6 separate regions of the Mus musculus genome follow, and regions 1, 3, 4, 5 and 6 are each linked to region 2. A link is a loop called in an ENCODE intact Hi-C map of the cell type or tissue named here. Cell type or tissue: left cerebral cortex. All regions are shown on one strand.

Region 1 (5,000 bases), 600 kb after region 2:
TTACCTGTGTTAACAAAGCAATCAAAAATAAACTGCAACTAGAATATATACCACACAGAATAACAAACACTAAAAATGAGCAGCCATGTCTGTTTATACTATTTGGTCTTACGTGGTACTATTTATGTCTAGAAAATGGTATATGGCAAAAATTAGTGAAATAATGTTTTCTACTGACACTTCTGGGTTTTAAATGAACAATAAAAGTATAACAGCTTATAACTAATTAAACTATGTCGTGAGGTAAACAACAATGTTCTAGTAACACAGTTTTAAAGAAAACATTTTCCATCACTGTCAAGATTTTCACTGACTTGTTAGATATTGAAACAGTGTGTTACTAAATCTATAATGTTGAAACACTTTAAAAGCTATCATGGAAGCTCTTAATACTACATACCAGTTAACCTAAATGAATCACAAAAGTCTTGCAGTTGGTGGGAAAAATTATGATAAATATAAGCAATATATTATAATAAAGATGAATGGTAAGTGAAAAATTAATGTTACATTTAAAATGCATTTCTGAATACTGTACAGAGCAATGAAACTTTAATTAAAAAACAACTTTAAGCAATACTTAATCACTCATTTCTCTCCCTTGCTGCCAACTCGTATTCTTCAAACACATAAAACAGTTTATATTATTTCCCCAAACAATAAAATCATTTATCATAATTTTACTATATTTATTGCTAGTCTTTAAAGATAATTTATATTTTCCAACATAGATTAATTACAAAACCCTTGCAGAAACTTATGCATCTCAGCATACAAATGAAAGTGAGCCCTGAAAAGGCCAGGATGTATCAACTGTCTTCTTAGGCAGTGAACACAGTCATCAGTAAGTTAAATCCAATTAAGATTGGCCATTATAAATTTACATTTATGATATTCAGGACACAGAAACTAATCTGAAATGTATTACAAGGGCTGATAAAATCCTAACGTATCCTTACTTATGAAACATCTGAAATGCTAGGCCTGGGTCACCTGGCTTTCTGCATTGTTTTATCTTTACAGTAACTGTATCAACAGTGTTGCAGCCCTAATCCTGTCGACGAGAGCATGGCCTGAGAGATGTCATAACTAGGTGTAACAGAGATGAGGCTGAGATAAGTAATTCTAGTGAAGGAGAACTGACAAAATGAATATAGTCCTAAGGTCTTAGAAATGAATGGAATTTTCCAACCATTCTCCTCACCCCCCTCTAATGTGTTTGGTATTTTACCTGCATGGATGTCTGGGTACCACTTGCTTCCCTGCTTTCCTCTACGGTCAGAAGTGGGTGTCAGCTATCCTGGAACTAGAGTTACAGGTTGCTATGGGCCACCATTTGGGTGCTGGGAATCAAACCTAGGTGCTATGGAAGAATAGCCAGTTGCTCTTAACTGCTGAGCCATCTCTCCAACTCCATAAACAGTCTTCTTTTTCCTAACAATATCCAACTTTGCCTGGCAGACTCCACCACTCTAACACTCTATTTTATTATTATTTAAAAGGTTTTACACTGGAGGCAGGTTGAACATGAGACTCCTGATCCTCCGCCTCAAATAAGCCAGTGCTAGGGTTACAATCATATGCCACTTGCCCACAGAGTTCACCTAAACACTTTTGATCAGTAACTTTCAGACACAAGCTCCGTCTTTGACTTTGGGGATAGGTCTGGGACCAAGGCCAGTCAGAGCAGGCCCACTAGGATATAATCACCACACTGAATTTGGAGCCACTAGGAGGAATACAGAAAAACAAGAATGTGAACTATCAGCTGACGGTAGCCATCCTCTCTTGCAAACAGAACCGACACCGAGGAAAAGAGCTGAAATGACTCTAATACTATTTACCCCACTGAGTTACACTTTACCTGATGCCATACCAGGATCTTTTTACTAAATGCCCACTTGTTTAACAGCTTTGAGATGTGGCTTTTGTCACTTGTACACTACACCATCCATAAAAATTTAATGGTACAAATCAACTTCAGAAATTAAAACATTTAATCATTCCAAATCTGGAATCTTAAAATAAAAGACAGATCCAGGGGATTATTCTTAGTATTTCAAAAGGATGAATGAAATTATATACTGACCTGGCATTAGAAAAAAAGTGGACTTCTACACTACCCCGGGATAAGGTGACATGTGGATAACCTAGTGTTGGGATTACAGGCATGTGCCAGTTTGTCTGCATAGTAGTTTATTCTACATGACTGAACCTCTTTAAAATCTGCTTGAAATGAGTCTAAATAGAAATATAGTTTAGTCTTTCATTTAAAAATTACAAAAGAACTGATTGTGACTTTTATAATATAGTTTATTTGGGAGACAAACTGTTTTAAAACAAAAATATCACTGAAAATTTTCAAAATCATCACTGAAGGAGAAAAAACCCAAGAACTACAATATTATCTTGAAATACACTCAATAAAAGACAAATCACTTGAGATACTGAAACTACTCAGCATCCTTCAGTAGAGGAGTGTAAGCTAATGGTGCCACCTAGTGTCCTGCACTAGACACTACAACTCCATCTTCAAATTCCTTTTGCTGAAGAATACAGGCTAGTCTCCTCCCATTGTTGCTTTGTCTTCAGTAATTCTTCCAAAAGGCATTTGATTCTAATTCAGTTCTAGTTATGTGTAGCATTCCAGGGTGCCTTCATTCATACCTTTATCAACAATTGCTCCGTGAGGTTAGGGCTACTTTATTTCATTTTTAAGATTTCTCCATTAAAAATTTTGTTTAGATTTATTTATTTTATTTTTCTATGTGCATGTCTGTCATCATGGGTCTCTTGGAGGTCAGAAGAGGGCGTGAAGTCCCAGGTGCAAGAGTTACAGACAGTTTTGAGGTGCCTGACTTGGGTGCAGGGGACTAAACACAGGCAGTACACGTACATATACTCAGTGAAAAATACTCCAAGGGAAAATAGATCAATCTTTTAAAAAAAGGTCTGGTGCTCAGAGGATCAGGAGATGGCTCAGCTGGTAAAGTGGGTGCTGTGTAAGCACAACGACCTGAATTCAGATCCCCAGGCCTGTGAGGGGGAGACAGGAGACGTCGGTTACCTAAATCAGTGAGCTCTAGTGAGCTCTCAGAAACCACAGGTGTCTGGTACTGCTGCGGTAAGGAGGCAGTTGGATTCTACATGCTTGCAGGCCAGTCAATCTACATAAAACAGTGAGCTCTGTTTCTGTGAGGGAGGCTGTTTGAAGATGCAATGTGGAGGGCCAGAAAGGTGGCTGAGTGACAGAGGAGTCTGATGACCTGACCTGAGATCCATCCCTGGAAGTCCATGAAAAGCTGGATGCCATAGATGTCTGTAGTCTCGGCACTCCTACACTAAATGAAACTTTACAATATCAACCTCTGGGGGCTAGAAAGATATTCCAGGCATTATGAGCGCTTGCTGCTCTTCTAGCAAAGATGCCACATCAGTTGTGAGCACCCTCATCAAGTGAGGCTGAACAGTTTGTAACTCAAGCTCCAAGTCAGACACCAGTGTCCTCCAAAGCCACTGCACTCAAGTGGGCATACCCATAGGTACACATAATTAAAAAACAATAAAAACAAAGCTCTAAAAATATGAATTTCTGGCCTCCAGATGTACATATGTGGGCAAGCATGAGTCAGTGCAAGTGTGCGTGTATACATGTATGCACACACACACAATTACTATAGCTATCTATAACAAGTAGTGAATACAACTTTTACAACACAGCTTACAACTAAAATTTTAAATTCTAGGTCATTGAGTTATATGTTATTGAAAAGGTGGCAAAATTGTGTAAAAAATACATTAAAAATTATAAATGTATTTTTTATACTGGAAAAATCAGAAAACCTCTAAGTGCCAGGAAACTATAAAGTAATTCATAGCTCTAGAGAACATGATAGAAAGAAATTACCAAAGACTGTATAACAAAAAATGTCAGAAAGGACATTTTAAATCTGTCATTACATGCTCAGCCCAATGAAAAGAAATTCATGGTGGGAAAAAAAATGTCACGTTAAGAAATACATAATGCTTTAGGCTGGAGAGATGATGCAGAGGTTACAAGCACTGGCTATGCTTCCAGAGGACCCAGGTTTGTCTCACAGGACCCAGGTGGCAGCTCAGAACCAGCTGTAACTGCAGTTCCAAGGGATGTGACTCACTAGGCATGCATGTGGTAACACAGCCATACACGGAGGAAAAATATTCATACATATAAAAAAATTAATTTAAAAGAAATTACAGAATAGTGGGCAAAAAGAGGAGATTTTAAGAGTTCAAACAAAAATAATTCTCCACGAAAGAATAGAAATCATGGCACCCCATTTCCCACAAGCAGCACCAGTTGCCAAAATAAGACAGCCTTCAGATTGCTGAGGAAACTATTTCAACCTCAAATTCCAAACCCAAGTGAAATACGAAGCTACGGTGAAGGCAATATAGAGAAAGGCTGAAACAGGATCTTGAGCAGCCCAGTCTAGCCTTGACATCTGTAGTGAGCCAAGGGTGACCCTGCCTTCTAGATCCTCCCACCTCTACCTCTGATGCTGGGACTAACTAAAAAGTATGAATAAGGGGCTGGAGAGATGGCTCAGTGGTTAAAAGCACTGACAGATCTTCCGGAGGTCCTGAGTTCAAATCCCAGCAACCACACAGTGGCTCACAACCATGTGTAATGAGATCAGATGCCCTCTTCTGGTGTGTCTGAAAACAGCTACAGTGTACCTACATATAATAAATAAATAAATCTTTAAAGAAAAGAAAGAAGGAAAGAAAGAAAAGTATGAATAAATAAGAAAAATAATGAATAAGCAAAATATTCACAAAAACAGACCAAAGAAGAGTTTTAAAGTTAGCTATAAACAAATGAAGTCTGGTTAAAGCGAACAAAGGAGTAAGAGATGCAAAAAAAAACCATTACTAAGGTTCTAGACTTCAGGATAGCTGAAAAAATGCATTGTAAACCTTTTGTACTATGAACTAAGTTTTATTCAATTGCAAAAAAT
Region 2 (5,000 bases):
TCTGTGTCTTCCAGCATAGATCCCATCAGCTCTTTATCTCTGCCCTAGTTTTGAGTAACCTCTGAAAGCCAAGGGATTTGGGGGTTGGGAGGTATTTGGGGCAAGCTGGAATGGTACTCAGGGTCTCAACCACACTAGATAAGTGCACTACCATTGAACACCACCACCCAGTCCTAGAGAGGTGGTTTTCTGTTTTGTTGTATTGTGTTTTAGACAAAGTCTTACTGTGACTGTCTAAAACATCTGGCTGGCCTAGAACTCACTATGTAGACCAGGCTGGCCTTGAACTCAGAGGTCTGCCTGTCTCTGCCCCTGCCTCTGCCTCCTGAGTGATGAGATTAAAGGTGTACGCCACCATTCAGGCTCTAAGGGGAATTTTTAAGGTGGTTTGCTTGCTTTTCCTTTTCCCCACCCAGCTACCCAAATACACTCATCCCACACACCGCAGGCAACCCTCTGAGCTTCCTGTATCCTGAACATTAAGGATACATGTACAAGGAGAAAGGGTGAGGATAGGTTTGGGCCTCAGCCATGGGGTTGCTGGGTACAGTTGCACAGCCTGGGTTTAAGGAGGAAGTACCTGGCTGAGCCTAGGGCTGACCAGGCCATGGGACCAATGGACAAGTTGGGAGTGGCAAGGAAAGGCAAAAGGGAGACGACAGCATGCTTTATAATTAAACTCAAATAAAAAAATAGAAACAGCATCAGGTGTGCGGAGCCAGGCGGCTAGAATCCAGCGGCACAAGCTGTGGGTCGGAGAAGACTACAGCCCGGTCAGGATCTCCCCACAGGTGGGTGAACGACCCTAAGCAGAGACCCCTGAGAATACTGGGTACTGGGGCCCAGGGCATCTATGCCTGCTTGTGTGGGCAACTGTGAGGACTGGGTTGGGGGACTCCAAATGGGTCAGAGGTAGAGGCACAGAACCCTGCCTCTCGCCACCGTGTGACCTTGGGCAAACTGCTTTTATCTCTCTGAGGCTTGATTTTTCTCATCTGGAAAGTGGGGATGTTGATACTGCCTGCTTCGTGAGAGAACAGGGTGGACTCAGCGTGAAGACACGAGTCCTGGGCTCTGTCTGGTCTGTAACGTACTTCCTCAAGCTGGGAATATAATTACGAAACACAGAGATCCAGGTGAAAACTCCACAGGCCATAGCAATCTACCCTCTATAGGTCTTGGCTGAGCCCCGAAAGGATGAGACTGATTGGAGCAATGTCCATAACGTGATGCCTCATTTATGTGGCACCTGCCCTGATGCAGGGCCTCTGGGAGGTGCATCTCACTTATGATGTCATGAGAGTCTCCCAGCAGCTCCTGGTGAAGACTCAGGCTCACAGACTCCCACACAGGTCTGTCTCCCTCCAGGGATGCAGGCTGGGCAGAGACCACTGCAGTCTGCCCTTGGCATTTACCTGCCAAAGTCTCTTTCCCAGACACCTCGATGTCCTTCTGTGAGAACGCTAGCCCCACTTGGTCTGTGCTCCCTAAGAGAAGAGGGGAGACAGAGAGGGAACAGCAGAGGAGACCAGGAGAAATGTGTTCTGAGGTTACAGCTAAAGAGGTAGGTGGCAAACAGCTGCCACGTCCCAGGCTGCTGAGCAAGGCCCGAGGTATGCAGGGTGGTATTCTAGAAGGCTATCCTGGGACAAACTGAAAGACAGACAACAGAGAGCAAGCTAGAGATGCTACTAGTGCCAACAAAAGGTAAGTATGTGTAGCTCTGTATACAGAGGCAGTGTGGGCAAGAAAGCCACTGTTGACAGAAGCAACTTCTCTGCTGAAGTTTCAGGGAAGTAGAAGCCAGGTAGCACTAGAGAGCCACGGGAGGACTATCATGAATGTGAACAGGGGCCTGATCCTACAAGACATTCAGCCATGGCTCCTTCTGACATAGCTGGGCCCTCCCTACACCAGGGGGTAGCAGAATCCCTGGGCTTTCTTTTGGGGGGGGTGCCTAAAGCTTAAGGAATGGCTCACTGAGTGAGCTGCTGGGCCTGGCTCTGATAGGTGAAAGGAACCCTCAGTGGACCAGAGCAGATAGCTGGGCTACATATAGCCCTAAGTAGGACCTGACCAGGAAACCCTAAGTCTAAGAAAAATCTTTCCTACAGGTCTGAGTTAGACCAGGGAAGTTAAGGACATCCCCTAATCCCCACCACCGAGCTCCTGGGACACAGTTGGGCTGCCTAGCAGCCACTGGCCACTAGAGGGCAGACTTACCCCATGCCAAATTGAGCAGGCCTGTGAGGGGCCTACGGTTTCCCGAAATCCCTGTCTAGTTCCACTCATAGCTGGAGGAGTCTAGCTGGTGGCCTCAGGCCAGAGTGGCTATTGGACTTCCCTGGATTCAGAGATCCTCCACCCTAATATTCCTTTCCCTGGTGTTACTTCATATAGCGTCATTCCCTTCTCTTGCAGCCAGCAGAATACCAGAGAGCAGAGAAAAGAAACTAAGGCCCAGATAGGAATGAAAACTTGCCTAGGTCCCAGGATATATCCTTGTCAAATTTTAAGGGGAGTCTGTTCCCTAGGCATCTCTTCAGGTGGTCCCCATCTTCAGGACAAGTGTTTTCAATAGCAGAGACACCAGGGAGAGATGTTAGGCCACTGCTCCTGTCCCCGCAGCTCAGGTCTGTCTTCATCTTGCCCCACATCCCCATTGGCTCACATGCATGGACCTGGAATTCTAGGCGCATAACAGCATTTGTGTTCTGGATGGAACCTGCTTTAGGACTGTTCCACTCAGCCTGCCCCTGCACCTAGTCCCCCATTCCTGGCCCCAGACCATGCCCTAGGTAGGTGGCAGGCCACTCAGCCTGCCAGAGAGGTCACAGAGGGGGATGAGGGAGAAAGGCCGGCCCTCTCTTCCACCCAGCTCATCATCCACTGGCTGGGTGAGTGTGGCCAAGCCAGTGGCCTCCTGGGTGCCCATCTCTTTTTCTGGTTTTGGCAGTGCCTGCCAGAGGGAAAAGGCATTCTACCCAGTCTGTACCTACTCGAGTTACTCTTTGAGGGGACCAGGGGTAGTTGACCAAGGTAGGTTCCCCTTCCCTCTAAGGTACCAGGCTCAGGTTCTGGTGCCTCTGACACCTCAGCTCTGCAAGGGCCCAGATGGACTAAGCCAGATGACTCCAGACATAACCCACTCCTTCCGGGTGAGGCCTGTACAGGTGTACTGGCCTGAACCACAAGGGTAAGGAGGAAAAAAGCCCGGGGCCTGTAAGTGGATGTGTAGCTCATCCCTGACAGCTCCCTAGAGGAGACACATCAGTTGGTGACCACCCTCTGGCAACTGGAAGGCTTGGGGAATGAACTGAAGGCACACACTGGATATCAAGCTCAGGGTAGTCTTTAGCCATTTGTCATTTGTCATTGGTGTCAGTGTGAAACATGGAACACAGCACAAGGGATACAGCCTGCTTATGAGCGACACCAGCTCACTTGGTGTGAACAAGCTGACTAATGCCCACTTGTGGCTGGACTGTAACCCTGGACAGTGCTTTGACCTCCTCTAGCATCAGCCTTAGAAACAGCCAGGGTGGGAGCTACAGATGAGCTGCCTGGCTTTGGAGGGACATCCTAGGTCCTCTCCAAGAGCCTCCGCCAGCTGGGGTTTCCAGTGACTAAAGGGGTACGGTCTGCACAGATTAGCCCTACAGAGATTCCCCACGGTCCCTAAGACCAACATTTCTAACATCCGTTGCCTCAGGAAAGGTACGCTTAGCGCCATGGAATTGACAAGAGAGTTCTAGTTCTCCTTGTTCCCAGGGAAAAGGTTCTAGGTTCCAGGCCAGCTGAGCCGGGTAATAGCCTCATTCAGCATAGCTGAGGCTGGCCCCCACAGCATCCCACTGGCTCCTGGTACTGCAACACAGGTCTCCCTGTCCACTGGACCCACGCTTGGGGAGCCTGTTCCAGCTACTGTCCTGTTTACTCTGTTCCCAGAATGGACTCGCTACAGAAGCAGGAACTTCGGAGGCCAAAGATTCATGGGGCAGTCCAGGTGTCCCCCTACCAGCCACCCACACTGGCCTCTCTGCAGCGATTGCTGTGGGTCCGTCGGACTGCCACACTGACCCACATCAATGAGGTCTGGCCCAACCTTTTCTTGGGAGATGCGTAAGTAAGACCCATGTAGGGGTTTAGGGTGGCTGATGGGTGGGAGTACCAGGATAAGCCTCCTCCAGATGGCCCACAGTGCTTCTCACCGCTGCCTGCATTTGCCTTTCTCATGTTTGTTTGGAAACATACAGTTTCATCTTTCAGGCCATGGAATAGAGAATTCCTTGTATCCTAGAAGTGACCTGTTTTAGTGGATAAACCACACTTCAAGAGACAAAGCTCTCTCTCTTCTCTTCTTTTCTTTTGTACCCCTGGTTGGCTCGAATTCCCTATGTAGCTGAGGATACCTTGAGTTTCTGATCCTCCAGCCTTCACCTCCAAAGAGCTGGTTTTACAAGTGTGCATTGCCACCATGCCTGTTTTATGCTGGTGATCACACCCAGGGCTTTGCACGTACTAGGCAGGCGCTCTGCAAATTGAGCTGTGAACCTAGCCTACCTGAAACCATCATCGTCCTCATTGACTCAGTCCCACTGGATGTCCTGGAACTCACTAGGTAGAATAGGCTGGCCTCAAACTCATAAAGATCCTCCTGCTTCTGCCTTCTAAGTGTATGCTACCATGCATCTCTCATTTCTATTGGTGTATATTCATTGTATATTGGGATGGGTTTAGCAGATTTTTCAAGCTTTACTGTGTATTTGATCTTATTCACCTCCCTATTCTCTCCCCCATTTTCTTTCTTTCTTTTTTTTTTAAGATTTATTTGTTTATTATATGTAAGTACACTGTAGCTGTCTTCAGACACCTCAGAAGAGGGCATCAGATCTCATTACAGATGGTTGTGAGCCACCATGTGGTTGCTGGGCTTTGAACTCAGGACCTTTGGAAGAGCAGTCAGTGCTCTTAAATGCTGAGCCATCTCTCCAGCGCCC
Region 3 (5,000 bases), 690 kb after region 2:
GCTAAGAACCACACTGCTATGCCGTTGCCAACATCCTACTGAGTTATCACTAAAATTACTTTAACCAACATCACCCATCACATCAAATATGACAATCATATATTCTCGGTATAGATTTAAAAAAAAAAGTCTTGGAGCTGGAGAGATGGCTTGTCAGTTAAGAGCACTAGATGCACTTTTGATGAACCAGGTTCAATTCCTGGCCCTCACACAGTGGCTGACAACTGTCTGTAACTCCAGTCCCACGGGGATCCTACTCCCCCTACTGGCCTTCTTGGGCACTGCACACTCAGTGTACAGATACATATGCAGACAGAGCACCCATACAAATACAATAAAAACTTAAAGAAAAAAAACAAAACTACTTGCGAATCAGAAAAGTTAACCCCCTTTTAATGCATAAGACATAGATATATTTTAAGTAGGCATGTGTTTTGGGGTTTTTTTTTTTTTTCTAATTTGTGTGGGAGATGCTGCAGAGAACCCAAGTTCAGGTCTTAACAACCAATAACTCCAGGGAATCTGATGTACTTTTCTGGCCTCTGCAAGTACCTGCACTCACATGACATATACAAACAGAAATACATACAAAATTAAAGTTTAAAAAACTTGGGTTGTGAGCTGCCTGAGATGGGTGCTAGGAACTGAACTCTGGTCCTCGGCCGAAGCAGTAGATGGTTTTAATCCCACCCCCTGTATCTCCAGCTTTAAGGGATCCACTGTCCGCTCCTGGTCCTCATGGACCTGCATTTACATGCACAAACCCACACTCAAATACACATAATACACATCTAAATTATTGAAAAAAAAAGTCTTATCAAACAGTCTGTAGGGAACAGTATGATTTGCTGAGGGTAAAAGACTGGAAATGTTAGATCATTGGTGGCCAGCAGTCATGGCATATGCCTTTAATCCCAGCACTTGGGTGGTAGAGGCAAGCAGACTCTTGTGTTAGAGGCCAGCCTGGTCTACAGAGTGAATTCCAGGACAGCCGAGGTTACACAGAGAAACCCTATCTTGAGAATAAAAAGGAAAATTTTAAAAAGGAAAATTGTAAAACATTTTTTGATATTTATTTTTATTACTTGTTTATTATTTGGGGTTTATTTTTATTATTTGCATTATTGTATGTGTTTGTATGTGGGTATGTGCACATGAGTGCCATGCCCATAGAAACAAAAGGCAATAGATCCCCTGGAGCTGGAGTTATGATCTGCCTGACATAGGTGCTAAGATTGAATCTGAGTGCTTTGTTTGTTGAGTTAGGGGTTCAGTTTTGTTTTGTTGTTGTTGTTGTTGGGGGTATGTTTTGTTTGGTATTTTGTTGTTGTTGTTGTTGGTTTTTCAAGACAAGATTTCTGTGTGTAACCACCCTGGCTGTCCTGGAATTCCCTTTGTAGACCAGGCTGGGCTGGAACTCACAGATGTCCCCCTGCCTCTTCCCTTGAAGAGCAAGGTATTTGGCACCAAGCCCAGCATAATCTGGGTCTTCCGTAGGAGCATGTACATGCTCTTAATCACTGAGTCATCTCCAATCTGAGAAAACCACTTCTACTCATCCTTTTAAATCTTCACAGCTTCACTTCTGTGTGGCATTCCCCTAGAAATGCATAAATATGCTTCAGATACTAAAATTCTCCAATACACTTCAGATACTAAAACCCTTCCCCATTTTTAAAATTCTGCTTCAGCTCCATCTTAGGCTTTTTTTTTTTTTTTTCCTTTTTTAGTTCCGCTTCCTTGCTATTCAAATACTGGCTTTTTCTTTCATATATGTTCCTTGCTATGTTCATAATTTATTTGGATATAACTCCTTATAATACCCATTAACAACATATCAGTCTCTTTGAAGGACTAGACTCAATCAAATACAGTGATTGAATGTACTCAGTTGAGTCAAATATATTAGGAATTGGGTCAAATTATGTATGACCAGGACTAACTATTTCAGCTGTCTTCTTATTTCTGTACAACATACCCAGACTTAAATACATTTTTTCTTAAAGCTTGTCCAAATCTCATTGTATATTTTACTCCATTCTCTTGTTAACCTTCTAGTACAGGCTCCTACTAGGGCAGTGCCTGAGAAGGCCAGAAGAGGGCACTGGACCCCCTTGGACTAGAGTTAAAGACAGTTGTAAGGGTGTCAAGCCTTGTCCTCTAACCTGCCAAGCATCCATCTCTCCAGCTCTGATCCATCACTCATCTCTTAACTGGTGTCACATAATTTGGTGACTTCTTATCCAATTTCCATAGTATAATTAGTATAATCTCTCCAGAAATGTAAATCAGATTTGCATATTTTCTCTCAAAATAAAAAATTAAATAAAATGTGGGAAATTAGTTCACTGAGAACAATAAACAAGGCAAGCCTTGCCCCATGACCAGTGGCTGTTTTCATATTCTTACCTTTTTTCCAGCATTTCTTCAACCTTAAGAGTTGCACATTTTGTTTTGGATTTCTTTCATGTATTCTCTTTGTACGTGTAACCCTTGAAGATTCCAATAGTTCACTCTATTTATCCTATCATATGAGTTGCTTCTTACTATATTTGTATTTGCAACTGACGAAAAGTATAGAAATTTTCAGTTTAGCATATCCCCAAATGCCTAATATATAAATATAGAACAGTTTGTTGAATAGGGGAAAATGGTTAAGATTCTGGTTGAGAATCAGAGGAACTAAATTCTTCTCGTTTCATATTTGTGTATGTGTACATGCATATGTGGGGGGGGGGCGGTGCATGCAACTTCAGGGATCCCCATGTGTGTGTGGATCAGAGGTTTAAGTTGGGTGACTTTGTGGTTCTCCACCTTGTTTCCTGAGGCAGTCTCACTGAACCTGGGCCTCACTGACTGGCTAGAATAGCTAGCCTGAAAGCCTGTCTCCACTCTACAGTCCCCAACCCCTTATTCCACTGTTAGAGTTACAGAAAGGAACCACCCACCACCTCCTGTTTTGATATGGCAGTGGGGATCCAAATTCAGGTTCTCGTGCTTAAATGGCAGGCTCTTTACTGACCTAAACATCTTTCCATCCCCCATTCTCTCACTGTGTATAAAGGCCATTCTGTGCCTCCATTAAGCTCTGAAAGAAACCTTGGGTGTGGTGGATGACTGTAGTTCCTGTTGCTTAAGATGCTGTGGCAAGGGATAGCTTAAGGCCATGAGTTTGGCAACATACGACTATCTAAAAAGCAAAAGACACACTTACCTTCCAAGAATATTTTGACTGTAATTGTCAGGAAGAATGCACACATAAAGAGGATTCATGAAGTAGTTACACTACAATCAAATCTCTGATGGGTGTGTTTGCAGTTCAAAAGTCACATCCACATACAGTTTGTGGTGGTGGTCAATCAAGTAAGGAACAACATAACTGCAGCTACTAAAAGCATAAGTGGCTAAAGAAATAGGCTAATTTTTTTCTGTTTCATGAGGTGTTGCTTCTTATATACATTAGGCAATTGATCATAATATGGATAGAAAAATTAAGATCTTTTCTTATTATAGGAGGTTAAAATAGGTTTTAAAGCCAAGTGCTGTTGAGTGCTGGAAGTGTTAAGCTCTCAGCACAAAGGATAACAACAGTAAATCCAGTGGCTGGGTTGACAACCAGTGTTCTGAAACCTGAACTGCTACCGATAAAAACAACTCTGGTGGAAACTTTCCTGGAAAGAATTTTTCACCAGATTAAGAAAGTGAGTGGAAATCTAACCCTAAAATAACCAGTCAAAACAAGCACCTGTCTTAGAGAGTGTTGTGATAATGGAGTGCCACTGTGTTCCAGGGGGCTAGTGCTTTGACATAACCTGTGTCACCTCTTTTGTTTCTACTCTAATCAGTTAAACTTTCTCAGCATAAAATCAAGAGCATGTTTTGGTTTCTATATGGAACATATCCTTCAACTCTTCCTTTTAAATGAAGCCAGAAGAGCACATTGACTATAGCATCTGTCTATAATGATATCACCAACAGATGTCAGTATGATAAATACCGTGACCAAAAGCAATTTGTGGAAGAAATTTATTTGGCTTATACATCCTGATCACAGATGCTCGTTGAAGGAAGTCAGGTCAGGAAATGAAGAAAGTGCAGAGGCAGGAAACATGGAGGAACGCTGCTTAGTGGCTTGCTTAGCTTCTCACATCACCCAGGAGCCTAGGCATTACACCACCCATGGTGGGCTGGGTCCTACATTAATGACCAACAGATATGCCCAAAGAACAGTCTAATGGAGGCAATTCCTCAATTAGACTTTCTCTTCCAGATTTACCTAGGTTGTGTCAAGTTAACAGAACTAACAATATATTGTATATTGCACTAATTAACTATCCTGTGTTAAATAAACTTGCATTCTTGGAATAAATCATATTTTTTATGATTTAATTTGTTGCTGAATTTTGTTTTCTAGAATTAAGAACTTTTCCATCTGTGTTCTTAAGTGATCTTAATCTGCTATTATTTCCATTGCCTTTGTCTGGTTTTTATGTCAAGGCAATATGACAAGGAATTTTTTTTTTTTTAAACCAGCTCAGCAGACTCCAAACTCTGCATCTCCACTGATTTATTTATTTATTATATGTAAGTAGCTGTCTTCAGACACACCAGGAGAGAGCATCAGATTTTGTTACGGATGGTTATGAGCCACCATGTGGTTGCTGGGATTTGAACTCAGGACCTTTGGAAGAGCAGTCGGCACTCTTAACTGCTGAGCCATCTCACCAGCCCCAAGGAATTTTTTTTAATACAATATATTTTGATTATATTCTTTCTCCTTCCCCTACCTAGGTCCTTCCCTTCCCCATACCTACCCAGCTTTGTGTTCTCTCTTTCCAAAAAGAAAAGGAAGAAAAATCAGACAAATAGAAAACACAGACAAAAAAATAACAAAACAAACATCCACACACGCGAGCGTGCAGAGTCATCCTCGTGTTGTCAACCACTGTGGATGGTGCCTGCCCTGCCCAGTGATACACCAGTGGAGAAAAACAATTTTC
Region 4 (5,000 bases), 63 kb after region 2:
CCAGCATTTTTCAGACATAGACTGCAACCTTATCAGTGGGTCATAAAAGCAAAATGGTGGATGTGCCCACTGTTCCTTTTCTGCTTTTTTAATTGAATAGAAAGAATAGAAAATAATAGCACAAATTGCGTGTAGCAGAGGTACATATTATGTGTAAAACCTTTATCTGGCTCACACAAGGGCAGCAAGCACAGGGAAGTTCCGGGCTTCGATGTCACACTGCCTGGGCTTGGATCGAGGTCTGCCATTCACTGGCCGTGCAACTGGGACGAGCCACTTCTCCGTATCTCCTTCCACGACCTCATCTGTAGAATGGTGATGACAGTTTGACTGAAGCCACTGGGTAGTTTCAAGAATTGACTACAATAAAATGTATGAAGTAAGTGCATGGGCACTAGGTACCCTGGTGCAAACCCGAGACTCCAGCCATCCAGGGAGGCAGAAGCAGGACGATTAAGAGTTCAAGGCCAGGCCTCAGAGATGCTGCAGGACCCTGTCTCAAAAGCACACAAACAAACAACCCATAAATTACCCAGAAGATTGCCCAGGGTAACTGAGGTTACCCAGGAGTCAGCTGTGAACTGAACCAGAAAACAGTCCCAACAGCTCTCCCTTACCTCAGGACCCTGCAGAGAGGCTGGTGTCAGGGTCACAGGCCTCTGGGTTTCTTGAAGTTCAGACAAGGACTGAGAACAGGCCTCCCTCACTACCCCTGTTTTCTGCCACCAACACTGGGCCTCAACAGTGGGACTTGGCAGAGCCCCAGAGCCAAGAGGGAACAGGACTCCGAGGTTCTGGTGACAGGAAATTGGTGGGGCCCAGGGGCACCTGAGACCTCCAGAGAACAACCCACTCTTGCCCTGGGGTAGTGGGCCTCTTTCTCCAGGCTGACAGCATTAATGAGAACCACATTTGGCTCTAAGAGTTCCGTCAGAGCTGAGAGCCCCCTTCTCTCCTTCCCCCCCCCATCTTCCTTCCCCGTCTTCTTCCTCTCTGCTTTCTCTCCACAGACTTTAGGTTCCCCAAAGCTTAATAGGTTACAGCTTTCATCTGTTACAAGTGCTTAGCTGTGACAGGAGAGGAAGGAGCACATCGGTTGTCAGCAGAGCTGGCCAGGGGCCAGGCAGCATCTGTCTGGAACACTCTATTGGGATTAGAACGCCAGAGGTAGATGCTCATCTGCGTGGATGGTCACGCTGGATGAAAATGTGGACCAGCGCCCCCTTAATGACACAGGGGGTTGCGGCCTGCCCTCCTTGCTGGCTGGGGTAGACAGAGAAAGGCACTAATTGTGAGGAGGTGGAGAGCACCTCTGTGCCAGCCCCCAGCACATCAGTGGTCCTTGCAGCTGGTCATGGTGCCTAGGACTTCCCATCCCACTTGGAGTGAGAAAAGTAGAACTAACTGTGTGTGGATTCTTTCTTCCTTCCTTCCTTCCTTTCTTTCTTTCTTTCTTTTTTTTTAAGATTTGTTTATTTATTATATGTAAGTATACTGTAGCTGTCTTCAGACACACCAGAAGAGGGCATCAGATTTCATCATGGATGGTAGTGAGGTATCATGTGGTTACTGGGATTTGAACTCAGGACCTTCAGAAGAGTAGTCAGTGCTCTTAACCGCTGAGCCATCTCTCCAGCCCCTGATTCTTTCATTTCTTATGTTGTCTTGGCTTCTTTCCCTTGTCTGGGCTTGGTCCCACGAAGAAGGGAGAGCTAAAAAGGTCAGAGAGCCATGCCCATGAAGAAACTGTCCACAGGCAACTTCCTGTTTATCTCTCCAGCTATCAGGCTGAGAAGCAGAAAGTCAGGGCATCACTTTGGTCACACAGCCACAGATAGCCCAGCCAGCTAGATGAATATCAGTAGAGAGTCACTCAGCCATGGGAAACAGTGGGGGTGGGGAGAGAGAGAGAGAGAGAGAGAGAGAGAGAGAGAGAGAGAGAGAGAGAGAGAGCGCCGAGAGCCAAACCTCAGAGCACAGTGGCACAGAAAGGGCCTCCAACACAGTTTTGCATTAAGATACTTCTGGCATTAGTATTGTGGGTGACCTCTGGCAAGAAATTGAAATTGCACCTCCTGAACCTGTCTCTCCATCTGCAAGGCAGGGACAATGATAACAAGGTTTAAGTCAAAGCTGAAATGAGACAGGGCCAACGGGTGTCCTGGGTGGGCTCTAGAGCGCCACCAAGTGGAGGCCTGAGGGACCTGGTTGCTTGTACATCATTTTTAAGGGAATCAATCGCCTGCCCCCTCCCCAGTGTAAGCAATGATTATTTGTATATTTGATGCATGTGACATTGTTCATACTAAGGCACCATTGTCTTTGTGTATGTGACAAGGACTAAGTCAGATTGTATCCTAACACTGTCAAAAGAGTCAATTGCTTACAGGTTCTACTAGCAGGGTGTGGTGATGCATTCTGTTTAAATTGTTTAATCCTGGCACTTGAGGGACTAAGGCAGGAGGATGTTGAGATGAGTTTGAGAACATCCTGGGTTACACAGGGAAACTCTGTCCATGTACACACACACACACACACACACACACACACACACACACACACCAGTAGTTTCAAAATATATACTTTCAAGGGCCAGGGGTCTAGGTCAGTGAAATAATGGGTATTGAGCACATACAAGGCCTTGGATTTGGTTCCCCAGCATCAAAAAGAAATAAAAGGAAGGCATATGCTTTGAAAATAATTTCTTGCTGGGGATGTATCTTGAGGATGTGTTTGCCATCCATGTGTAAGGTCTTGGGTTTTATTCCCAGCATGGGGTGGGAGGATGCTTAAGAAAGAAAGAAAAGAGAACTATTTATATTCTGAGGTGTAGAGACCTCAAATGTAAACTGTTAATGAAATAAACAAGATATAGAAATGGGTTTTGAAAGGCTGCGAGTGTAGTTCAGTGCCTGTCTGGCAGGGGTGAGACCCTGGTTTCTATCCACAGTAGAAGCAAAAGGGAGGGAGGGGGAGAGAGGGAGGACAGGGGAGGGTAGGAGGCCGGCATGAAGTACAGTAAATGGGAGACTCTTCTAGGCAGAGTCTTCTCTGGAAGAGGAGATGAAGGGTTGGGGACACCTGTTGCTCTTGAGGGTCAAGGAACCCGGTGGGAGGGATGTGTGTGTGTCACCCAGTCAGTCTCCTGGGGTATGCTTTGACATTTGAACCCTGCTAAACATGACTGAATAAACATTAAAACCATCAGTCAATCGCTTCCAGGAGGCCACTCTCTGAGGCATGGAGTTGGGCCATCTCACAGATGTTTTAATGCCTTCTCTTACCAAGCAAGAGTTGTAGCGTCTGCCTGCTACCAATCCTATCACGTGATCATCAGCAAACAAGTGCGGTGTACAGAAACTGCCTTCCCAACACGCCTATGAAAGAGCCAAGAGAGCTGGCGTGGTGGCACAAGCCTTTAATCCCAGCACTCGGGAGGCAGGCGGATTTCTGAGTTGGAGGCCAGCCTGGTCTACAAAGTGAGTTCCAGGACAGCCAGGGCTATACAGAGAAACCCTGTCTCAAAAACAAAAACAAACAAACAAAAGAAAAAGAAAAAGAAAGAAAGAGCCAAGAAACTGTGTCCCCATTTTGCTGATGGGGAGCTGTGGCCCAAGTCATACTGTGGGTGACAGAGTAAATGTGGGTTGAGGAACCCCATCCCGTTCAGCACTGGCTTTCTTTCCTGTCTCCTCCACCTGCAGGTAAGATCCTGGTTCACTGTGCCATGGGCCGAAGTCGGTCAGCAACTCTGGTCCTGGCCTACCTGATGATCCACAAGAACATGACTTTGGTGGACGCCATTCAACAAGTGGCTAAGAACCGCTGTGTCCTGCCCAACCGGGGCTTCTTGAAGCAACTCCGAGAGCTGGACAAGCAGCTGGTGAAGCAGCGGCGACAGGCCGGGCCAGGGGACAGTGACCTAGGGCTGTAGGGGGCCTCCTCAGAGAGGATCAGAGACCCTGGCACCCAGAGCAGAAGGCTGAAGCACGTCTGCAAGGAGGCTTTGGTGGGCAGGGAGATGAGACAGTGAAACCAAAGGCTGGGCGCAGCAGGGAGGATGCCCGCTGTCTCCTCCAGTCTAGTTCTTTGCCTCATGGTAGGCCAAGTCAGCTGCAGGGGGATCTGGGTAAGGAAAAGGTACCGCTCTCCACAATCTCCTGTCTTTAAGTTGGAAGCAAAAAAAGGTTTCCTTTGTTTGGGCTGTTTTTTGTTTTGTTTTAATGTGTGGGTACTGTGTTGTGATTAAATGCTTGGCTCTGAAAGGGAAAAATCATGTTATTATAAAAAGATAAAAAAATAGAGCTTGATTTTTTTTTTCAACCACAGAAATTTGCCTGGTAAGCTGTGTTACAGGACAGGCCTTAGGACTTGGGAGGAAGCCTGGACAGAATCACATTTCTTATTCAGTGCAGTCCATGTACATGTGCGCAGGCACCTGGCAGGGGTAGGCATGGTGTCCTGAGCCTCTGAACAGAAATGCCTTTCCTTGCATCGCCATAGCCAGAGCTGCCAGCATCCAAGTGGGTTGTGGTAAATTTAGACAGGGAAGAGTGTAACCTCACAATTTGGGAGAAAAGGAGAGGCAGGGCACTTAGTTTTAGGGGACCAGAATACTCCTTTGCCTTCAGTAAGGGTAGCAGGGAGGTTTGTTTTTTTTTACTCACACCGCAGATGTGTGGTTTGCATGGAACGGGGGGGGGGGGGGGGGGGAGGGGGGAAGCAGCCAGATGAGCTGAGTTAAGCTGGCACCTGATGGTCATTCTTCACTCTTGAGAAAGCAGCAGCAGCAGCAGCAGCAGCACAACCCCGCATGTGGGCTTCCAGAACCAGCAGCCCTGAGAAGATGGAACCTAGAGAGAGGCTGCTGAGAGAGGACACCAGCAGTGGAGCATCATGAACGACAGCGTCCTGGAGAAAGTGTGTGTGTGTGTGTGTCTAATGCCTGCTGGAGAAGGATAGGAAGGGCCCATGTCTTCAGTGTGAACTAAAAAATCCAA
Region 5 (5,000 bases), 490 kb after region 2:
CCTGGAGGGATACATAGTATGACGAAGGGTACAGAGAGATTAAAATATACTGACTAATACTTCATTTGAGTGATGATGCTGTGTGATTCAGGACAGCACTGTGTACAATCAGACCCAGTTGAGTATCGCTGTACATGTCCCCTGTTACAGGTACCAATGTTGCTGCATTGCTACTATTTAATGTCAAGAATTTACATATCTCAAATGTCCACCAGTCTGAACTTGTCTGAGATTTTGCTCAAACAGGAGGCTGGAAGAAGAACATCAAAGAAGCCAAGTTTCTGCCTCCTCCTCACGTCAAAAGCCCATAACCGGCAACTTTGACCTCACCAATGGCAGGCTGGCTTCTTCTACTTTTACCAATCATTCCCTCTGGTTGGCAAATACAAGACCCTCATGCATCTCTTGTATTTTCCTTAGCAGAACCCCAAACCAGCTATTTTTCCAAGTAGTTCTAGACCCTTTCATTGGATACTGAGGTTTATAAAAGTAGATCTGAGTATTGGATTGGTTGTTGGCACCAGAGAACCGCTGTTTCCAGGGCCTCCCAAAGGGACATGAATAGGAAACATACGTATGCTCACTAACCCACGTGCAGGCACATTTCTAAGTTTTTCTGTTTACCCATCTTCACACATTAAAGGAAGCATGGGTTCATATCCTATGGATCATCCTAGTTATCCCATGCACATATTTATCTGTGATTTACAGTCCTTTTATAACAGCAAGAAATTTGGCTTTCACCTTCCAACATCCATTTACTTCACCCCAGCACACACCCAGAGTAGGTTAAGAATTATGAATTTCCAACTCAAAAGGAAACAAGTTTACTAACTAGAACACAGTGTTTATAGATTATTCTTTTTTAAAATTTAGCTTTTTTCTAGTGCAAACACTTTCTTTTCTTTTCTTTTCTTTTCTCTTTTCTTCTCTTTTTAAAAATTACTTAGGCTAGCTCCTTTTCTGCCACTCTTGAATGAGACTATGTCACACATGTGCAATGTAATTAGATATGTTCAATATCATCTGTAGGCTACCCCGAGATGCACACATCAGATTTCAGGTCCCTGTGTGCAGCTCTAGCAACTCCAGTAAATCATGTGCCTACTTACACAGCACCACCCAGAACAGTGTCCTCCCGTTAATGGCTGCCTGCCACAGTCAAACCATTTCTATTATTTGTCACTTACAAAAATACCAAGGGGCCTCTCTTCCCACTGGGTATTGCAAACTTTATATGCCCCAGTACAGGGGAATGCCAGGGTCAACAAGTGGGATTGGGGTTAGGGAAGCAGGGCAGGGGGAGGGTATAGGGAACCTTCGGGATAGCATTTGAAATGTATATAAAGAAAATATCTAATTAAAAAAAGAAAGAAAAGCAAAGCAAACAATGAAATGGATAAGCATTGTTTTTCTTTTAAGATTTAAATTAGAGTAGTTTATTTACCAAACCAATAAGACCACATGGTACTGTGTTGTAGTTCATCACAGTTCTGACTTTCAATCATATAAAGGTAAATGGGGGTCCGTCATTTACTAAAGAGTAGAAATTTCTTTTTAGTTTAGGCTAATGAAAATGTGTATCCCTTACTATTGTGTGAGAAATAAATGGGATTTATAAATTAAAAAAAAAGTAAAAGAAAATAAAGTTCTGCTATACATGCTCAAAAAACAAACAAACAAAATACAAAAAGACTCTCTGCTGAGTAAAACTTAAAATTCTAAGATAGATATTCCTTATGTGGTAGACAGAGGAAAATTACTGTTTAAAAAGCTAATTAGCATTTAGGGTTTATAAAAATAAGTGTGTAGTCTCAGGTGCAAGGACAGGCACAGAAAACCCGGAGTTAGCCGCTGCTCTTCAGTGATCTTCCATTCCCCGCAGCAGGACAACAATTTCGACATTGTTGAGCAGCAGTAGAGTTGGATCCCAACACCAGCAACTAGGTTTTTGCAACTACTTTTTCCAGGGCAAAAACCACAAACTTTGCTTTAAAAAAAAATCAGGGATTAGATTATTTTTTTTGTTTTTTAGAGGGAATACTAAAAATGAAACCATACTATGGTGACAAAAAATAGACAACCACCTTAGACACTACTCAACTCGGCTCCAGTGATTTTGTGGACATTAGTTCCTAACAGATGAGTCCCAATAGCAGCAGCTCATTTTCACACATCTTGTGTACTCAGTGTCTGAAGGACAGTTCCTCAACTAGACTGACAGATACAAGGCACAGCATTCATGCTGCCGGCTTGCACTACCGCCCGCACCCTTTCCATACATGACCAGTGCACACAGTTGTCGTTTTATTTACATTTAGTAGTGTGTTAAGTTTATGTGCTTCACAGAAAATCTCAGAGTCATGTCCCAAAGGCAGAATCATTTGGGTGATGTGATTAATTATGTGCCTCTAAGAGGTATAATCCTCTATCATAATCAGCCAGTATCATAATCAGCTGAGGACTTTCAGGTTTTTAGCTTCTCCCCCTGGTGGTAGTATCTAGGTTCGTATCTATTTAAAAAACAAAAACAACAAACCATGCTGCAAGGTTTACAGCCACTACATTCAAATATTGGGAGGCAATTTGGGGATAAAGTAGATTTAAATGAAATAGAAGCAAATCTCAGAACTCTTCTAATGTTAGCACTCACCTCCTATGCCTAGCTAGTGATCTCTCTTCCCCCCTCTCCTCTCCTCTCCTCTCCTCTCCTCTCCTCTCCTCTCCTCTCCTCTCCTCTCCTCTCCTCTCCTCTCTTCTCTCCTCTTTTTCCCACAATGCAATTACAGCCATTACATCATTGTAAATTACATGCTGGGGTTATCTCAGTAGGTATCTGCCAAATGTAAAACTTACAGAAGGTCTTCAATGTAATAATGATGTTTTATCATTTTAATTACAAACTCTTTAAAAAACTCCCTAAAGTGTACCAATTGGGGTGGTCTAAATTAACAATATCTTGGTAGCCCAAGGGTAGCAAAAATAGATTGAACTACCAAATTTCATCATCCTTATAGCAGCTGTCTTCCTGCCTCTAGGAAGCTGAGTATTTAACAAAGCAGACAGCTTGGCACTGGCGTCTGATTAGCAGCGTGTGCATTGTCAGACAGAATGTGCTTGGCTCTTCTGTTCCAGGGTTGGATTAGAAGCCTGCAGAGCACTGGGACTTTATTCTTCAGGCTTCTCAGAAGTAAATAAGTTCTGCGTCGTCTTCCTCTGTTGCTACACCTGGCAAACTGATTAGGTGCCTTCTTAGTAATGTGCGCTATCAAATGCTAGACAATTTAAATAAAGGCTTTCAAGGATAGTATCACAAAGGATGAAATTTGTCAATTTAAAAATTACTATGGTTAAGCATAATATGTATAAAAATTATTTCTCGAAATAAAGTGCTTTGAATTATGTTGAACCTAAATATTAAAATATTGCTTGTGGGGGAGGAAGGGTGGTCATTTTAGAGTATATAAAAATAAAATTATATTCTTAAAATATTAAATATAAAAGATTTTTTTCCCTGAACTCACATGAAGCATGCTAGAAATAAAACACTGCTTTACAAGAATAATATTATTTTGCTGCAGGGTACAAAACATTAAATTATAAAAGGGTGACTCTCATTACCTTTTCACCAGAAATTTCTTTGAAAATTTATTACAAATGATTGTGCTTATTGGCAGAGTTCAAAATCAGCAGAGTCCACGCAAACAATCTACTTCAGTGCGAGGTACATTCTTTTACTCTATCGGATCCGTCGGAGGTAATCAGACTGGATGTTTTATTCAACAGGGCTGAAGAAAATTGTTCTACAATAGGTTAATTCAAAATGGCAGCATAGAAAATGCATCTGTCAGTGGGGATCAAATTACAGGGCAAGCTCCTCTCAATGCTTAGAAAAACAAGTCTGCAGTTCTACAGATTATGTGCCTGTGTGTGTTTAAAGGGGTGGGAAAGGAGCTAAATATCCGAGCTAACCTCCAATTAAAGTCAATCATAAAAACAGCCAATTTAATGAGTGCAGATTTCTTTGGGTAATTATAACACCAACCACTTTTTTCTCTTTTAGATCTGTAATTCTGCCTTCTTGTTATTGCTTGCTTTGTCACTAATCGCCTCAGGACCTTGATTTCCTAGCAACAGACTGCCACCAAACACTTGGCTCCTGTTCAACATTTTCTTTGTGAAAAATGGCACTGCTGTTGCCGCCTGGGCTGCTGCAGCTAGACTGGCTGTGTAAGTGCTCTAATAATGTATTCCACTGGAAAAAAAAATCACATGATACAGGGTGCGAGGACTGAGCTCAGTTAATTACTGAGCTGGGAAGTTTATCTACAATCTAAAAGCTGTGCTGGGGGAGGGGGCTACAGGATTAAAAAAATGCATTCCTTCCATTATTAATAATTTGAAGGTAAGAATTTGCAAAGAAATATTCTATTTTGAGGTATATAAGTTTATTAAGGATTAGATACAAAAGGCCAATGTCCTTAAAATGTTGCTTGATGATTTCTTTCTCTACAACATGGCCCCAAACACACAAAAGAATCACAGAACAGTTTGCTGCAATTTAAGAGAGCAAATTAACCTATGTATCTGTCAGCTGTGTCTTTCCTACTTAAGGCAAAATCATTTGTATATGTAAATATGCTGTATGGGATGGTAAGAGGTTTTCATTCACAGCGTGAACAGTACATACTGAGAAAACTGAACATTCAAAATATTGTGTTTTGGTATATTGTACACTTAAGTAAATATTTAATAACCCATGATAAGAGTAAAGATGCTTATCATTACTTGTGAAACGATTCAATTGGGACTGAAGAAAATCAGACCTTGTGATTAGAAACCCTGTGATAAGGTAACATAATGTGATTTTTTTTTTTAACTGGGTAGATTTATTAAGATTTTTCATGTCTTCGAAATACTGCCACCCCTGGTAATGATAGTTATGGAAATTAACATGGCATGTCAGCTATGGTTCACTGAAGCCTGGCTCTAACTCTCAG
Region 6 (5,000 bases), 620 kb after region 2:
CAGCTTCCACCCCAAGCACTAGAGATAATAATATTAACAGATTTCGAAAAGGCAGAGGACTTAAAAGTATAGGCTACATGTCACTGCATAACTCTCAACTGTCTTAGTTAGGATTTTACTATTGTGAACAGACACTTTGACCAAGGCAACTCTTACAAGGACAACATTCAGTTGGGGCTGGCTTATTGGTTCATAAGTTCAGTCCATTATCATCATGAGATAGCATGGCAGCCTCCAGGCGGGCATGATGCAGGAGGAGGTGAGAGTTCTACATCTTCATCTGAAGGACACTAGAAGATTGGCTCTCAAGTGGTTAGAACGGGGGTCTCAAAGCCCTCTGCCAGTGATGCACCTACTCCAACAAGGCCACACCTACTAATAGTACCACTTCCTGGACCAAGCATATTCAGACCACCACATCAACCAAAGGGAAAAGTTTAATAATTCCCCTTTTACCATAATACTTAACATAAGTATTGTTACTAGAATGAGAAATATCTGTAAGTCCTCTACTGAATGTGCAGCATGGTCTATGAGGACTGTAAAACTATGACAAAAGGCTTTAAAAAACAGCAATACATTAAAACAAGTTCAAATCAAGCATTACAGTAGTATTACCATAGTACCTCACCTCATTGGTAGAGATAAAAATTCAGTCATAGCATTGCTATTCAAAGACAAAGTTAAAGACTATAAGAAAATTTTCTAACTTCAACTGAAAGGTAAGAAAGCCTGATCTCATACAACAGTGATTCTGTAAGTGCTTCCAATGGCATCTGCATTTATGTTTCGCTCTCATGGCCAGGCACAAATATAGATTGATAGGGGCTGGGAAGACGGTTCAGTGAGTAAGCATGCCCACTGCACAAGCGGGAGAACGCTGAGTTTGAATCCTCAGCAGCCATGTAGACAGTCAGGTGTGACTGTCTAGGACTGCAATCCTAGAGCTTGGGGGAAGGGAAGATGGAAACAGAAGGAGCTCTGAGGCTTTCTGCATGCACACACACAATGTGAGATGTTAGAAACACATTTTCATTCTCTCTGTCACCTTCCCGTCCCCTCTTTTCCCTGGGAACCATCCTCCTGCTTTACCCTCCCAAGCACAAGGCTGACAGACATGTCCCACCATATACAGGTTAATCTTTTTCTTTTCCTTTTCTTTTCTTTTCTTTTCTTTTTTTTTTTTTTTTTTTTGGTTTTTCGAGACAGGGTTTCTCTGTGTAGCCCTGGCTGTCCTGGAACTCAGAAATCCGCCTGCCTCTGCCTCCCAAGTGCTAGGATTAAAGGCGTGCGCCACCACCTCTCAGCCACAGTTTAAATCTTACCACCACCTCTCGGCCACAGTTTAAATCTTAAAACCATCTCCTGTGACAGGGTGATCTAAGTTCAAGGAGAAGTGAATTTCATCAACTAGGTATTGTGACTACAACGGTCATTCAACTGGTTAAGTCGACATAATTATTGCACCACATAGTTATTTTGTTCCAAACATATAAGAACATGTGCAAAAGTTGTCTTTCAACTTTATAAAACTAAAGAACTTACTGGCAACCAAGTGTAATTTTCTAATCAGACATAATGGCCCACACTTGGAATAAAGAAAGGAGGGCTATTTTTCTAGTCTCCACAGACACCAGACTCAAATGTGGTGCAAATATATATGCAGGCAAAACACACATACACGTTTTAAAAAAAAATCAGAATTTCTTTTAGGAAAAGAGAAAAGGGGGGAGTTGTTTCTCAGGACTATGGGTAGAGCTCAGAGTCTGGCAACCTGTGGTTTAACCTTCAGCTCCTCAAAACAAAAGCGTCTCTGGGCAGCACGCACATGAGGTAAGCACTGGAGAACAGGAGACAAGAAGAGAAGAGAGTCTAAGGCCAACCTGGGCTACACACTGAGACCTTGTATGTCTCTGTGTGTGTGCGCACACACACACACACAAACACACACACACACAGCTTAAGCTTTGTTTGTACAGCCGAAACAAAGTATCAAACAAGTAGATTCTCTAACAGGCTAATTACAGCACTACTGCTTAACATGAAAAATGAACTCAAGTTTATGATATTTGAATACTTCCTTCTTAAAAAATTCATCCATGTCCCCAAAATAGTATGTCCAAATGATTCTAGATCTTCTATGCTTATTATATACTTATTAATCACAATGTCATAAAGAGGTGAAACAGCGCCATCTGGTGGCTATCACCTTCGTCTTAACATAATTTTCCACATTGACCTTATAAATATTTCTTAAAACTGCAACAGGAGGAAATAATAAAATATTACTACAAAAGAATAATGAAATGTAATCAAGTTAGCAAGCAAAAGTACTCTTGGAAATTGAATCAAGATCGTGGCACTGTTTTAGCTGCTGAGAAGCTAAATAGCACTATTAGACTGCCATTAGGACTAAAAATCACCTCGGAACTTAGCCTGTGGTCTTCAATAGTTTTCAAGTACCAACTTTACTATAAAAATTAAATTTATACAATCTAATAAAGAGAAAGAAATATGAGCAATCCTTTTCACAAAAGGCAGCAGCACTGATTACTTGTTTAAGTTTCATATGCATATTTATATATTATATACATTATATTTCTGAATATATTTATAAACCACTATATGTATTACATATTATATTTACATATAAAGTATGACTAAATAAGTGACTGAATGTTTTAAGGCTGATCCCAAGCGTCACTAACAGGGAAAGCTTTCTGAATACTCAGAGTGTGCTGGTTATTGTCCAGAACACAAATCAGGTCATGAACTAAAATAGACATGAACCGCCTACAGAAAGGAATATGAAGGAATTGGAAACAAAAGAAAAAGCAGATACTTAAGTTGGTAAATTTTATATCTACCTTTTACAGGTAATCAAAGCAGGATCAAAGCCCAAAACAAAGTGTACCATACTCCCTGACCTAACTTTATTTTCTTGTATAACTGTGTGAATGCAGTATGTGGGTGCTCACAGTGTGTACTTCCTCCTGTCTCCACCCGACTTGCACCAGTGCTGGGGTTAGCCACGCATGCGTCCTGGCTTTGACATAGGTGTTAGGGATAACCCGAGGGCCCCACGCTTGCACCATGCCCACTGAGCCATCTCTCCGAGCACTAGCTAGACGTATTTCCAACAACTATTGGTTTAATCATATATCATAGTGGTCTTATTTTCTACTGAGAACCTTCCAGTCAGTGCAATTTTCTTTTTAATTTTTCCCTTCTCCTAATGGGAAAGAAATAAACACCTCAGTTTGTATACGTTTTTTGAAATTGTGATCACTGACTTTGCCTTAACACAAAAGATTAAAATAAACTTGATCTCTCCTCCTTGTATTAAAATGTGAATAAATTCAAGAGAATATTTTTTGCAAAAAAAGAAAAGAAAAGAAAGAAAATGTCATTAGTAAGTTAAAACTTTAAAGCAAAAGAAACGATAATTAACAAGCACATTAGAGCAAATTTAAAACCAAAGCTAACAGGGCAAGAAAAAAGGTATCTGTCCCACGTCCCTGAGAGGAGACACAAGTACAAAGCAACAAGCCTGACTGATTGGAAGATTGGGGGGGGGGGGTAGGGGGAGGACACAGGGAACTCTTACTTCTACTTTTAAAAAATGTAAGTAAAATCCTAGCTCATTAACATTTCTTCCTGAAGTAGCTGAACCCCTGGCACGCTGGTAGCCAAGTCTTAGCCTCTGCTGGTATAGTACTGGAAAATTCTACCTAAGAAAACAAAAACCCATGGATGCTGCCTCCTGGGGCCATAGCAAGGAAGACTCACTAGAATTAAAGCACTCTCCACAGGCTTTCCAGTGGTACCCTCTGCCCATACACAAGAGACGCTATCAGTCCGTTTCTCTTACCACAGGATCTGAATGACTCTCCAGAAACTACAGTATACATACATGCATATATAAAGACATGGATGAACTCAGAGGGACCAGAACCAAGAAAAGAACATGAGGAAAGTTTGTTTTAAGCAAAATTAAAAGGTGGCAATGGAGCAAGTTAGAAATGAGGTAGAGACGGAGACCAAGTACACCATGGCACAATCAATCACAGGAAACCCTATCTACACACACAGATGGAAAGGGCACATATGTTAAAAAAAAAAATACCCACTCAAACGCCTGGATAGGATGCCATTTCTATTGTCCTTAAAGCCGGACCTGGTGGCACACACCTTTAATCCCAGCACTCTTTGCATTTGAAACTAGCCTGGTCCATAGAGCAAGTTTCAAGCATCCAGAACTATACAGTGAGACCCTGCTCAGAAAACATCGCCACCCACAAAAAAGGTTATAAAGCAATACGCTACACTACTGAGAGTCATAATTTCTTTTTGAAGATTGGTGGGCAAAATTGGATTTTATTCTCTATATTTTTTCAAAAGTCAGTTAGTTCTGAATAAAAATAAGCATTTTAGAGAAGATGTTGTTACGTCTTTCATATAGTCTCTTTATGTTCTGGCCAAACGGGCCTTGCTGAGACTCACTAACAAGATAAATAAGCTATATTTAGATCAAGCACAACCTTTGGCAGAAAGAACACGCCAGCCTATGAAAAGAGACCTAGATCCTTCTAGCCCAATGTACTGTCATACCCAGCAGGGTGAGCCTCAGTAACCACCAGACTCAATTTTTCACCAATTAAGTAATTTAATTACACATCGTTTAGGTGCAAGTAGCAGAGTCCACAGTCTAAAATGCAGTTTCTATCTTTAATCCAGTATCTAATCTTCTGTAAATATTCCAAGTTATATAAAATACAAAACAATACTTAAGTTCTAGTCTCAAAGAGGTCACACTGCTAAAGCAGGCAAAGTCTTACACACAGGGTATCGACAGTATTTTGTAGAGAAAGCTGACTAACATACAGAATTCTGTTTCAGTTTTTCAGATTTGTCTTTGGAATGTATGGTGGGATTACCCAGGTTTCATCTTAATGTTCTATTTCTTGTGCCTAGGTTCTCACATCTTAGCACGCACCACA

Evidence for each region. Hi-C counts contacts between places; a loop is a spot of excess contacts. Peaks named below come from ENCODE experiments on the same cell type or tissue, not always from the same donor. Only the 100,000 strongest peaks of a DNase experiment are listed, where the experiment ranks them.
Region 1: a loop joins it to region 2, with 8 times the contacts of the local background. A loop is called at or near these places in 36 of 42 quality-filtered maps.
Region 3: it touches region 2 in a loop (2.8-fold over the local background); 4 of 42 quality-filtered maps call a loop at or near these places.
Region 4: it touches region 2 in a loop (6-fold over the local background); 23 of 42 quality-filtered maps call a loop at or near these places.
Region 5: a loop joins it to region 2, with 2.6 times the contacts of the local background. A loop is called at or near these places in 2 of 42 quality-filtered maps.
Region 6: a loop joins it to region 2, with 11 times the contacts of the local background. A loop is called at or near these places in 32 of 42 quality-filtered maps.

What each region holds. Positions count from the first base shown.
Region 1 is chr14:21,134,615-21,139,614 of GRCm38, reverse strand. The region is part of intron 3 of Adk (adenosine kinase); the gene reads right to left. Among named protein-coding and RNA genes, the nearest start is that of Adk, 85 kb to the right of the region's middle. In left cerebral cortex, a CTCF peak has its summit at 2,500 (motif pointing left); a DNase peak (open chromatin) is centred at 2,503.
Region 2 is chr14:21,739,226-21,744,225 of GRCm38, reverse strand. It overlaps Dusp13 (dual specificity phosphatase 13), which reads left to right and starts at 2,728. Exons shown (of 4, transcript NM_001374075.1): 1 at 2,728-3,196; 2 at 3,949-4,122. The coding sequence starts at 2,844. In left cerebral cortex, a CTCF peak has its summit at 2,211 (motif pointing right); a DNase peak (open chromatin) is centred at 2,231.
Region 3 is chr14:21,046,177-21,051,176 of GRCm38, reverse strand. The region is part of intron 1 of Ap3m1 (adaptor-related protein complex 3, mu 1 subunit); the gene reads left to right. Among named protein-coding and RNA genes, the nearest start is that of Ap3m1, 3.8 kb to the left of the region's middle. In left cerebral cortex, CTCF peaks have their summits at 256 (motif pointing left) and 2,098 (motif pointing right); DNase peaks (open chromatin) are centred at 260, 1,482 and 2,102.
Region 4 is chr14:21,675,865-21,680,864 of GRCm38, reverse strand. It overlaps Dupd1 (dual specificity phosphatase and pro isomerase domain containing 1), which reads left to right. Exons shown (of 4, transcript NM_001013826.2): 4 at 3,705-4,293. The coding sequence ends at 3,934. Among named protein-coding and RNA genes, the nearest start is that of Dupd1, 36 kb to the left of the region's middle. In left cerebral cortex, a CTCF peak has its summit at 2,183 (motif pointing left); DNase peaks (open chromatin) are centred at 3,110, 3,886, 4,482, 4,877 and 4 more places; H3K27ac peaks cover 827 bases.
Region 5 is chr14:21,251,619-21,256,618 of GRCm38, reverse strand. All of the region lies in intron 6 of Adk (adenosine kinase), which reads right to left. Among named protein-coding and RNA genes, the nearest start is that of Gm52152, 160 kb to the left of the region's middle. In left cerebral cortex, a CTCF peak has its summit at 2,487 (motif pointing left); DNase peaks (open chromatin) are centred at 2,108, 3,112 and 4,174.
Region 6 is chr14:21,117,863-21,122,862 of GRCm38, reverse strand. The region is part of intron 3 of Adk (adenosine kinase); the gene reads right to left. Among named protein-coding and RNA genes, the nearest start is that of Adk, 68 kb to the right of the region's middle. In left cerebral cortex, a CTCF peak has its summit at 2,204 (motif pointing left); a DNase peak (open chromatin) is centred at 2,189.